2 separate regions of the Homo sapiens genome follow, and region 1 is linked to region 2. Evidence: read pairs that join two places in POLR2A ChIA-PET (ENCODE). Cell type or tissue: HepG2. All regions are shown on one strand. Each heading gives the region's core, and the rest is flanking DNA. Links, peaks and the distances in the headings are about the cores only. Region 1 holds the start of LOC124900407 (small nucleolar RNA SNORA70). Region 2 overlaps LPIN2 (lipin 2).

Evidence for each region. ChIA-PET counts read pairs that join two places held together with the same protein. Peaks named below come from ENCODE experiments on the same cell type or tissue, not always from the same donor. Only the 100,000 strongest peaks of a DNase experiment are listed, where the experiment ranks them.
Region 1: POLR2A ChIA-PET joins it to region 2 with 6 read pairs; 3 of 35 experiments call an interaction of 5 or more read pairs at or near these places.

What each region holds. Positions count from the first base shown.
Region 1 is chr18:3,024,591-3,029,968 of GRCh38, forward strand. LOC124900407 (small nucleolar RNA SNORA70) reads right to left here and starts at 977; the gene lies at 844-977. In HepG2, for the core only: no CTCF peak of the experiment used is centred there; a DNase peak (open chromatin) is centred at 2,261; H3K4me3 peaks cover 1,884 bases.
Region 2 is chr18:2,936,978-2,942,355 of GRCh38, forward strand. LPIN2 (lipin 2) reads right to left here. Exons shown (of 20, transcript NM_001375808.2): 5 at 3,628-3,735; 6 at 2,503-2,626; 7 at 715-1,060. Among named protein-coding and RNA genes, the nearest start is that of LPIN2-AS2, 27 kb to the right of the region's middle. In HepG2, for the core only: no CTCF peak of the experiment used is centred there; a DNase peak (open chromatin) is centred at 2,514.

The DNA of each region.
Region 1 (5,378 bases), core at 201-5,200, 88 kb after region 2:
AATTAATTAATTTTTTTTTTTCAGACAGTCTTGCTCTGTCACCCAGGCTGGAGTGCAGTGGCGTGATCTTGACTCACTGCAATCTCCACCTCCCGGTTTCAAGCAATTCTCGTGCCTCAGCCTCCCAAGAAGCTGGGATTACGGGCCTGGCTAATTTTTGTATTTTTAGTAGAAACTGGGTTTTGCCATGTTGGCCAGGTTGGTCTGGAACTCCTGACCTCATGTGATCCGCCTGCCTCGGCCTCCCAAAGTGCTGGGATTACAGGTGTGAGCCACCATGCCTGGCCAGAATGGTTAACAATTTTAAAGTTGTTCAATGCCAAGTGTTGGAGGTGTTACTAATGCTAAGGTCATGCAGTGATCAACCAGCATTCAGGCACATCACTGGTTCAAATCCAAATCGTACAACTTTTTTTTTGGACAGAAAGTAGAATTTATTGGTGAGTATTAAGAGGGGGCAGCACAGTGGAAGCCCTCATGAGTGCAGGGCCCACCACTTATCCAGAGGGCCACGAATGGGGATGTACTTGACCCCACAGCCATCTGGGATGAGCCGCTTCTCAGCCACCATGTCTTCAAATTCATCAGCATTCAACTTGGTGAAGCCCTACTTCTTTGAGATGTGGATCTTCTGGTGACCAGAGAACTTGAACTTGGCCCTGCACAGGGCCTCAATCACATGCTCCTTGTTCTGCAGCTTGGTGCGGATGGACATGATAACTTGGCCAATGTTAACCCTGGCCACAGTGCCCTGGGGCTTTCTTTCCAAAGGCACCTCACATGCCTGTTTGGAGCCTACATTGGGGTAGTGCAAGGTCAGAGACATGAACCCCCATCTGAAAGGCCTGTCTCCAAGGTCCCTTAGAGCAACCCATACAAGAAACAGGCTGCACACACTGCCAAGGAAGCTGCTGTTTGCAGCCATTGCACATGTACAACTTCTTAAAAAAAAAATCTTTTTATTTAAGAGATGGGATCTCCCTATGTTGCCCAGACAGGACTTGAACTCCTGGCCTCTAGCAATCCTCTTGCCTCCGCCTCCCAAGTAGCTGGGACTATGGGTACCCAGAGTCAAACTGTAACAACTTTAGAAAACAGTTTGATATTATCTAGAAAGTTCAACGTGCACACACACAGGGACCAGTAATTCCAATGTTAGGTACATGCCCTCTAGAAGTTCTTGCCCAAGTGCCCTCAAAGACACATACAAAAATAGAACAGCATTGCTCATAATTGCAAAGAAACAACATGAATGGCCACTAAAGGTGGAATGGATACTTAGATTGTGGTGTAATCATATAATGAAATCCTACTGATTTACATCAACATGGATGAATTTCAAAAATAAAATCTTAAGCAAAGAAACATCACAAGATCAAAGTATGACTCTACTTATTCTATTCCAAAAATGATATACTGTTTCAAGATAAAAGCATAGGTGATAACAACTATAAAGAAAAATAAGGAAATGACAGAAATTGCAGGAAAGAGAGAGACAGTGCAATCCGAGTTAGGTGTAAGTCTGGAGCAGGGCAATGTGCTGTTTCTTGGCCTGTGTGATGGATACATAGGTGTTTGTGTGTATTATTATTTCACAATAAAAACTAAAATAAATGAAGGATAAAGGAGAATGAATTAATACATACACACATCTGTATTTTTTAAAACGTTATTGTGCTCCTATAAGCTCTGTAAATTTCCGTTCACACTTAGAAGACAAACTCAGTGTTCTTTAGAACTTTCCTATCGCACTGCAAGGAATGGTTTTTCAACAAGGCACTGCAGTTTGTTTTGTAATAAATCTTTGTAAAAGGTGAGGAAGAATAAGTTACACAAAATGGGTCAGAAGTGCAAAGAAAAACTAGTAGAAACATGAGGACTCTTCTAATAAGTCACTCACATATACATAGCCCCAAATCACTCCATTTAGGTTTGTTTGCTTTTTTATTCATTTATTTATTTTGAGACAGAGTCTCCCTCTGTCGCCCAGGCTGGAGTGCAGTGGCACGATCTCAGCTCACTGCCACCTCCCAGGTTCAAGTGATTCTCATGCCTCAGCCTCCAGAGTAGCTGGAATTACAGACCTGCACCACCATGCCTGGCTAATTTCTGTATCTTTAGTAGAGATGGGGCTTTGCCACGTTGGCCAGGCTGGCCTCGAAATCCTGGCCTTACGTGTTCCGCCTGCCTCCCAAAGCGTTGGGATTGCAAGCGTGAGCCACTGCACCCAACCTGTTTGCTTTCTTTGAACTGGATGGTTATCATTCTTAGTCCTGGGCACAAAGATTCTTCCAGTTGGTCGATGGACTTTCTTATTTTCACCGGTCATGTGCTGCCAGGTCATAAAACCAGGGATCTTGAAGGCCAAGGTACGGAACCGCAGCTGCGGCAGAAATCCCCTCTGGAATCTTGTCCTGTCTGAATCCCTCGGGTCATGGGCAGTTCTTGTCAGGGACAATTCATTCCGCGATTAGACAGGGCTGTTGTTTTACTCAGCAGGCCGACCTATCTAAGGAGACCTGCTTATAGACTCACTCTGAAAATCATGATCCTGTTGGAGAACACACTGCCTTCCATGGTTTAAAACCGGGCCGTTTAGAGAAAATGTGTTCTGTAAATTTTGTGTGAGAAGGATTTAATTTATTAGCACTTGGTGATTTCACTGATCCTTTGTAACACTAAGCCTTCATCATCCCACATTTTACATTATAACTAAACAAATAATGATAGTAACATTTTAGAAGCTATAGAGGGGAGGAGAGATTTTTTAAAAGCACTCACCGAGAAAGAAATCGGCTGGCCAGAGTGTTTGAAAGCTGCTGTACAGCGAGGACCCTGAGGCCAGCCCGGAAAATTTCCTGGCGCTTCCAGGTTGCTCAGTTCAACAGCCATTGTCTTAAATTATTTTCAGAATAGCCACAAATTTGAATGGAATGTTGGAACTATTGCGAACTGTCCTTAAGAAGATGTTCCCAGGGTACGTCTGGTCTCCTTAAACCTTTCAAAAAAGCACGTTTAAACCCCTCCTTTCTTTCTCCTCAGTTTTTGGGTGTGTGCTCTGCACAATGATCCCTGATAAGGGATGCTCCTTAAACATTAGCGTCAAAAGACACATTTTCAACAAATGTAGTTTAAAGATCTCAATTGCCCTTGCTGTGATGAGAATCGGGCAGCACTTCATTCCATAAAATAGAGTTAAGTGTTCCGGAGCTGAGCAGAAGGGGTTGTCTTTATAGACAGGGAAGGGCTGAAGACAGCAGAAGCCAAGAACAAAGGCCAGCATTAGTTTCAAAGCTATTTTTCTTGTAAGGGGGAGACAGGGAGACAGAACAATACAAAAATAACTGATTAGTTAATATTAGGTCAGTCTGCTTCTTTTTTACATAAGAATTACAGCAGGGGGAACGCCGTTATCCTGCAGACTGAAGATTTACACTGGCCTGTTTGGGAAATTGGCTGTTATCTCTCTCGTGATTGCTTGGAAGGTCAAATAACAATTTAGTTTGGGTTTGGTGATGTGAAACTGTAGCATGGATGACTCCATTTTAATTTTTAGTCTGGTCTATTGGGGCCTAGTGCAGGAGCTTAGTCTGAAACAACGACCTCCCATGATTTTTTTTTCTTTTTTCTTTTTTTTTTTTTTTTTGAGACAGGGTCTTGCTCTGTCACCCAGGCTGGAGTGCAGTGGCACAATCATGGCTCACCGCAGCCTCCACTTCCCGGGCTCAAGTGATCCTCCCACCTCAGCCTCCCTAATAGCTGAGACTATAGGGATACACCACCACACCTGAACATAATTTTTATTTAACATCAGGAAAGTGAAATCTTGTTAGGGAAGTGACTCTATTTCAGCAAAAAAGAGTGGTTGTCTCTCACACTTCACTCTTCTTTTTCCTCTTCCAATTTTCTCCTACATGAAAGTTCTTCTAATTCAATAAATTTTTGTTGACAGCACAAAGTTTTTTGTTTTCTTTCTCCTTATTTATCTAAATGGCTTATTAATGTTAGACAAATTTTTCCCAATGTTAGAAAAATTAAGGGGAAGGTGTATGGCTTTGCAGACTATTTTCTACTCTGGTAGAAACAGAATTTCAGTGTTCTCACTAGGAGATTCTTCCGTCATTAAGTAAAAATCCCCAGAAGTGATGAAATAAATGCTCAGTAATTTTAAGCACTATGTAGTTATTAAAATTAGCTAATCTAGCCAGGCGTGGTGGCTCACACCTGTAATCCCAGCACTCTGGGAGGGCGATGCGGGCCGACTGCTTTAGCCCAGGAATTCGAGACCAACCTGGGCAAGGTGGTGAGACCTCGTCTCTACAAAAATACAAAAATTAACTAGGTGTGGTGGCTCATGCCTGTAGTTCCAGCTACTCAGGAGGCTGAGGTGGGAGGATTGCTTGAGCCTGGGAGGCAGAGGTTGCAGTGAGCCCAGATTGCACCACTGCACTCTAGTCTGGGTGACAGACCCTTCCTCAAAACAAAACAAAAAAACTTTTATAAGGAGACTACTTTTGAACCCAGGGATGGCCTAGTTTGTGACCACTAACTTCTAGGAGGACAAGAAAGCATCATCACATGTCTCAAAGAATACAGGAAGAAAGAACAAGGACAGATTTTCCAATGTTTCCTCGTTGGAATTTCTGCCGTCCCCAACCCTCCCTCACCCTCAGATAACACATCCCACTCCGGCTCCAACCTCCCCTCAAAACACAACACACACAGTACTGAGACCTTCTGTGTCAGCCCAGGAGGGAAGCGATAAAAGAAAGGCACAAACAGGGGAGTGGCAAGGAGGAGGCTGACAAGGAGGAACCCCAGGCATCTGCATGCAATCGGCAATCAGCCATCAGCTTTAGTAACCCACTGCTCTGTGGACAAGAAACAAGAGCAGTGTGGGGGCGAAGGTAGGGCACTGTGAAGAAAACCTTCCTCATAGCTGATGCTGTCACAGTCAAATAATGACCTTCCTTTCCAAGTTGCACGGGTTCTCAACTTTTGAGAAGTTTTCTGTAATCTTCCTGTGTTCCTGTACCCCAAAACACAGCTCTGTGTGTCTACCGTCTGGAAGCAGATGCAGCCTGGGATGGGAGTTTTTGAAATGACTCCACAAGATTCTAAAGGAAATTCAAACCGGGAAAGTGGAATTTACAATGGAAACAAACAGTCTGTCTCCTGCTTTCAGATTGGAGTCTAAATTTAGATCACCATATAGAAGAGCATGCCGGGGCCTGGAAAGCTTTTCCTGCAGAGCTGACATCTCTTTACCTCTTCCCTTTTTAGCCTCCTAGAGGACATGTTGTTTTGTTTTTATTATTGTTTTGGAGATAGAAGCCTCCTGAAAAGCCAGCCCCCCGGCGTCAGAGAGTCTTATCAAC
Region 2 (5,378 bases), core at 233-5,232:
CCTACCTAATTTAGCCTCAGCTAAGATGTTTCAAGTGAAAACATTTTTTCTCTATTCTAATTTTTTAAGATTCTACTTCACTTTACTGACATACCTTATCAATAAAGTGGTTAATTTTACTCATCAATTGATTACAACTCATTATTTGTTTTCTCAGTAAATGCTTCTCAAGAACCCACTGAGTAGCAACAGTCAAGAGACAGCAGTGTGCAAGTCAGGCCCTGCTCCAACTGGACTTTCCAGGGGGACGCCATGGAAAGCAATTGTAAGAAAGTGAGTGACGGGCCTGGGCACGGTGGCTCACACCTGTAATCCCAGCACTTTGGGAGGCCGAGGTGGGCAGATCACCTGAGGTCAGGAGTTTGAGACCAGCCTGGCCAACATGGTGAAATGCCATCTCTATTAAAAATACAAAAAATCAGCCGGGGATGGTGGTGTGTGCCTGTAACCCCAGCTACTCAGAAGGCTGAGGCAGGAGAATTGCTTGAACCCGGGAGGCGGAAGTTGCAGTTAGCCGAGATCACACAATTGCACTCCAGCCTGGGTAACAAGAGCGAAACTCCAGCTAAAAAAAAAAAAAAAAAAAAAAAAAAAGTGCGACGGGTTTCGACTGGTGAATACAAATACAGAGGCAGCCATCACGTTATGTGGAACACTGAAATAATTTACCATCTAATTTGAGAGTACCTGGAGCCAAATTAAACAAACGATTACCTTTCTTCTTTGACGGCGAGTCTACTTTAGCTGCCGGTTTGGATTCTGAGGGCGCCTCCGCTAAGGCTGCGTTGGGAAGGTGGTCAGCATCTAACATAGATGAAATCTGAGTACTCTCAAGAGGAGGTTCGAGAAGCTCTGCCACAGATGTTGGGTCGCTCATCTGTGTACCCAGGGCTCTGGGTTTGGGCTTCACTATGGTACAGACAGTGTCTTCCATGGAAGCATCCTTCTCAACTTCACTGATGAGGTTGTCCTCACTGGGAATTACCCGAAAATGAGTATTTTCTGATGGTGTAATTGTAGCTGTCCTAGGATGATGGTCAGATCGTTCTCTTTTGCTGACCTAAAAAAGTTAAATTGTTTAAAAATTAAACTACTTTCAGAGTATTTGTTATAATCTATTTCCTAAGCTGGCAATGTGTTCATTCTATTTTTAACTTAACACATTCATTAAGTATCTTAGTTTGTACATGTAAAAATTCCATAATAAAGTGAGAAAAACTAATAATTGCCTTTTGTTCAATATCATGATACTTATAAATGTTCTGGCCGGGCACAGTGGCTCACGCCTATAATCCCAGCACTTTGGGAGGCCAAGGTGGGCAGATCACTTGAGGTCAGGAGTTCGAGATTAGCCTGGCCAACAGGATGAAACCCTGTCTCTACTAAAAATACAAAAATTAGCCGGGCATGGTGGCAGGCGCCTGTAATCTCAGCTACTCGGGAGGCTGAGGCAAGATAATTTCTTGAACCCAGGAGATGGAGGTTGCAGTGAGCCGAGATGGCACCACTGCATTCCAGCCTAGGTGACAGAGCAAGACTTTATCTCAAAAAAAAAGGTGTACGTTAAATGTTCTACTGTGAAGTTATACTGGAGAAGACTGAGGAAACTGACAATTTTCAGTTACTAAGAAGTAGAAAATACTCATTTTGGGGGAGAAAACTAAATGAAAATTTCACCCTCCTTGGACCACATCAAGGCTCTGTTAAAACAGTGTAAAAGTGGCAAGTCTAAATTCGATCACAAATATATGCAAAATGTATATTTTAAAAACCTAAATTCAACAGAAGATCTAAACATTTTCTCTCTCAAGAAATTTATCTTCTCAGTTCTTTCTTCTTTCATTATGAGCTGGAAAAAAAGGTTTAACAATTTCTTGTTTAAAATTTCAGTGTTGGCTGGGGATGGCAGCTCACGCCTGTAATCCCAGCACTCTGGGAGGCCAAGGCAGGAGGATCTCTTGAGCCCAGGAGTTTGCGATCAGGCCAAGCTGATATAGCGAGACCTTGTCTCTACAAAAAATAAAAACTAAAAAATTAACTGGGTGTGGTAGCACACACCTGCAGTCTCAGCTACTTGAAAGTCTGGTGTGGGAGAATTACCTGAGCACAGGAGGTTAAGGCTGCAGTGAGTTGTGGCTGCACCACTGCTCTCCAGCATGGGTGACAGAGCAAGAACTCTGTCTCCAAAAAATAAAAAATAAAAATTCAGTGTGAAAATTTCAGTTTAAGATGCCTTTTAAAATGTCCTTATAATAATTAACAATCATTATTATTCAGTAAATAGAAATATACACAAAATACTACTGAAATCCTTCGGTTGCAAATATATAGTCCAAATGTTACAAAAAATGTTAACTTTGAATTTACTTTTATGACATGAGGGCACTATCATTTACATTCATGAGAGCTCAGTCAGAAATTGCCTCCTTTACTTATGGGCAGAGGAATTCGTCACTTGTTTAATCATTAACACACTTTCCACAGGCAAGTAAACCCTAGTACCTTGGTGGACTCTGGGAATCCGCCCCACGTCCACTCCATGTGAGACTCTGATCTGAGCAGGCTCTCCGCAGGTTTCACCTCCAGCTCTGAATCACTCTTAGGACACGCTGTCTGGGGATAGGTGCTGCAAAGAGAACAAAGACACACGATGACTTGAAAGTCGGGAAACCTTCAGTCTTGCTGAGCCTGACAGATTAAAAGAAACAAATCTGAATATCTTGACTTTATCCTGCATATATAAAAACTCTATGGAAGGGAGCATCAATTATTTCTTCCACTTGAGTTCTTTAATAATAATAATAAAAATGACACCAACTAGTATTTAAGAGGACTTACCAGGTCCTTTGTAAACAAACACTGTAGATTCATAATCTCATTTGCTTTTCACAAGAAATCAATGAGAAAGAAGATAATTTTGTAGGAAAGGAAAAGCAGGCAAATTAACATAACACCTGAGAATCTGATTGCAGAATAAACAGTTATGACTATACTTTTTTTCACTATATTATTCATTTACAGCCAACAGTTGACACTAAAAGATGAGAATTTTTAAGAATTGCAGATGAGTGGGCACAATGTCTCATGTCTGTAATCCCAGTGCTTTGGGAGGCCAAGGCGAGAGGATCACCTGAGGCCAGGAGTTCAAGAATAGCCTGGGCAAAATAGCGAGACTCTGTCTCTACAAAAAAATTTAAAACTTAGCTGAGCACAGTGGTGCGTGCCTGTAGTCCCAGTCACTCAGGAGGCTGAGGTGGGAGGATCACTCGAGCCCAGGGGTTTAAGGCTGCAGTGAGCTATGAGTGTGCCACTGCACTCCAGGCTGGGAAAACAGAGCGAGACCTTGTCTCTACTAAAAAGAAAAAGAAAAAAAATAACTGTAGATGGCTAAATTCCATGCTGATTATACAGATCTACAACTGGCCAACACTGTTAGAGTAAGTCAGATCAAATTTAGAAACAAAATAATTATTGAGAGAAAAGATTCATATTTATGTTACAAGTAAACATTCAGTTCCTTGGCTGTGTGAGAGAAATGGGAAATATCATTACTACAGATTAACAGAAAAGCTAATTAATACATCTCCTTCCTCTTTCAAGAAACCAAGAAATTTCAAAGATACTTACGTCTCTAAAGGGGACCAATCTCCATCAGATAAGGGGTAATGATCCCCAGAATGGAAGAGCAAAGGCTCTTTACATTCTTCTTCTTTCAAGGAAGCATTTGAAGATCCTCTGTGAAGGAGAAACCAAAGAAAGGCAGGAACGATGACATTCTTGTCAGCTTTAAAATATCCCCCAAACCTACTGATACTACAAACAATCAAAATGAAGAGGGGCAAATGATTACTAACTCTCTCTAAAATATATGAAGGAGAAGGGGGGATACACCAATGCCACCCACTATAAAACACCACAATCACTATTCACATATGGAATAAATAGGGGGAGGACAAAAGAGAAATGTGATTTCTCTTTTTTCCATCCCTTAAGGGTGATTCAAAGGCTAAAAGAAAACTAAGGCTTTATGTCTATTTCATTCAATCCTTACAAAATGAGGTAATATTTCATTGTAGATTTTAAGTAATCAAGGATCCAGAGAAATTTAGTAACTTGCTCAAAGTCAAAAAGATAGGAAGTAGTTGGATTCAAAACAAGTAAGCCCTTATTCTTTCCACTGCTCTCCCCTTTCTACTGAATACATTTGAAAATGTATATTAGCTGAAGACAAACAAGATCTATGGCTCAAAATTTTAACAATACCCTAACCTCTTAAAACCTTGGGACTAATTTTCTTCTTTGTTTGGCCCAAGGATTATCTGAGAAGGTTTCCTTTACTTGGAATCTACAAGATGTGGAGATGTGAAGATGATACCAAAAATGACAAATGCTTTTAAGATTCATAAAAGGACCTTGGGTAGGGGGTTACACTACTGCTGATAAGATTTTAATCAATTTACTTGTTGGTTTCTCAGATTTTCAGTTACTATAACTACCTTGCCATATAACCTTGAAAACATCCCTCAGAAGCACTGTGGGCCCCCGTTTTCATCTTTACTTGGAAATTTATCATTTGTCCTGTCTACTTCAGAGTCAATGTGAGAGTTACATGGTGTAGCATGTTGAAATCTCTGAAAAGTAAAAAGAAAAGCACAAAGAAAGACTCTGGCCAGGTACAGTGGCTCATGCCTGTCATCCCAGCACTTCGGAAGGCCGAGGCGGGTGGATCACGAGGTCAGGGGTTCAAGACCAGCCTGGCCAAGATGGTGAAACCCTGTCTCTACTAAAAATACAAAAATTAGCCGGGTGTGGTGGCGGGCACCTGTAATCCCAGCTACTTGGGAGGCTAAGGCAGAGAACTGCTTGAACCCAGGAGGCAGAGGTTGCAGTGAGCGGAGATCGCACCACTGCACTCCAGCCTAGGTGACAGAGAGAGACTCCATCCCAAAAACAAACAAAACTCTGCAAAGCATAAAGCGCCATATTATACAAGTTTAAAGGCTTCTTATAGAAAATTCAATGTTCTAATAGGACAGATAATAAATGTAAATGAGAATATCCACATCACTTAGTTTGCTGGACTAAACACAGGGATAGAAAACCAGGTTCTTTTTTAATATTACTCTTCTTCCTTTATATCTTAACTTAACATACTCTTATTTACCACTAACTCTGACATGTAATAGTTTTTCCACATAGCTTAATCTTTTAATTTAAGGTTTTCCTAACTCTGGTCTTCTTTCTCTAGGGCCTTACTCTGGCATACCACTCATTGAAGGGGAGAAAACATATACCTGAGAAAGACATCTAGGAAAAAGTACTCTATTTCTCAATAAAGGAATATCAAAAGGCAAATTTTCCCCTGAGAAAGGGAAAAT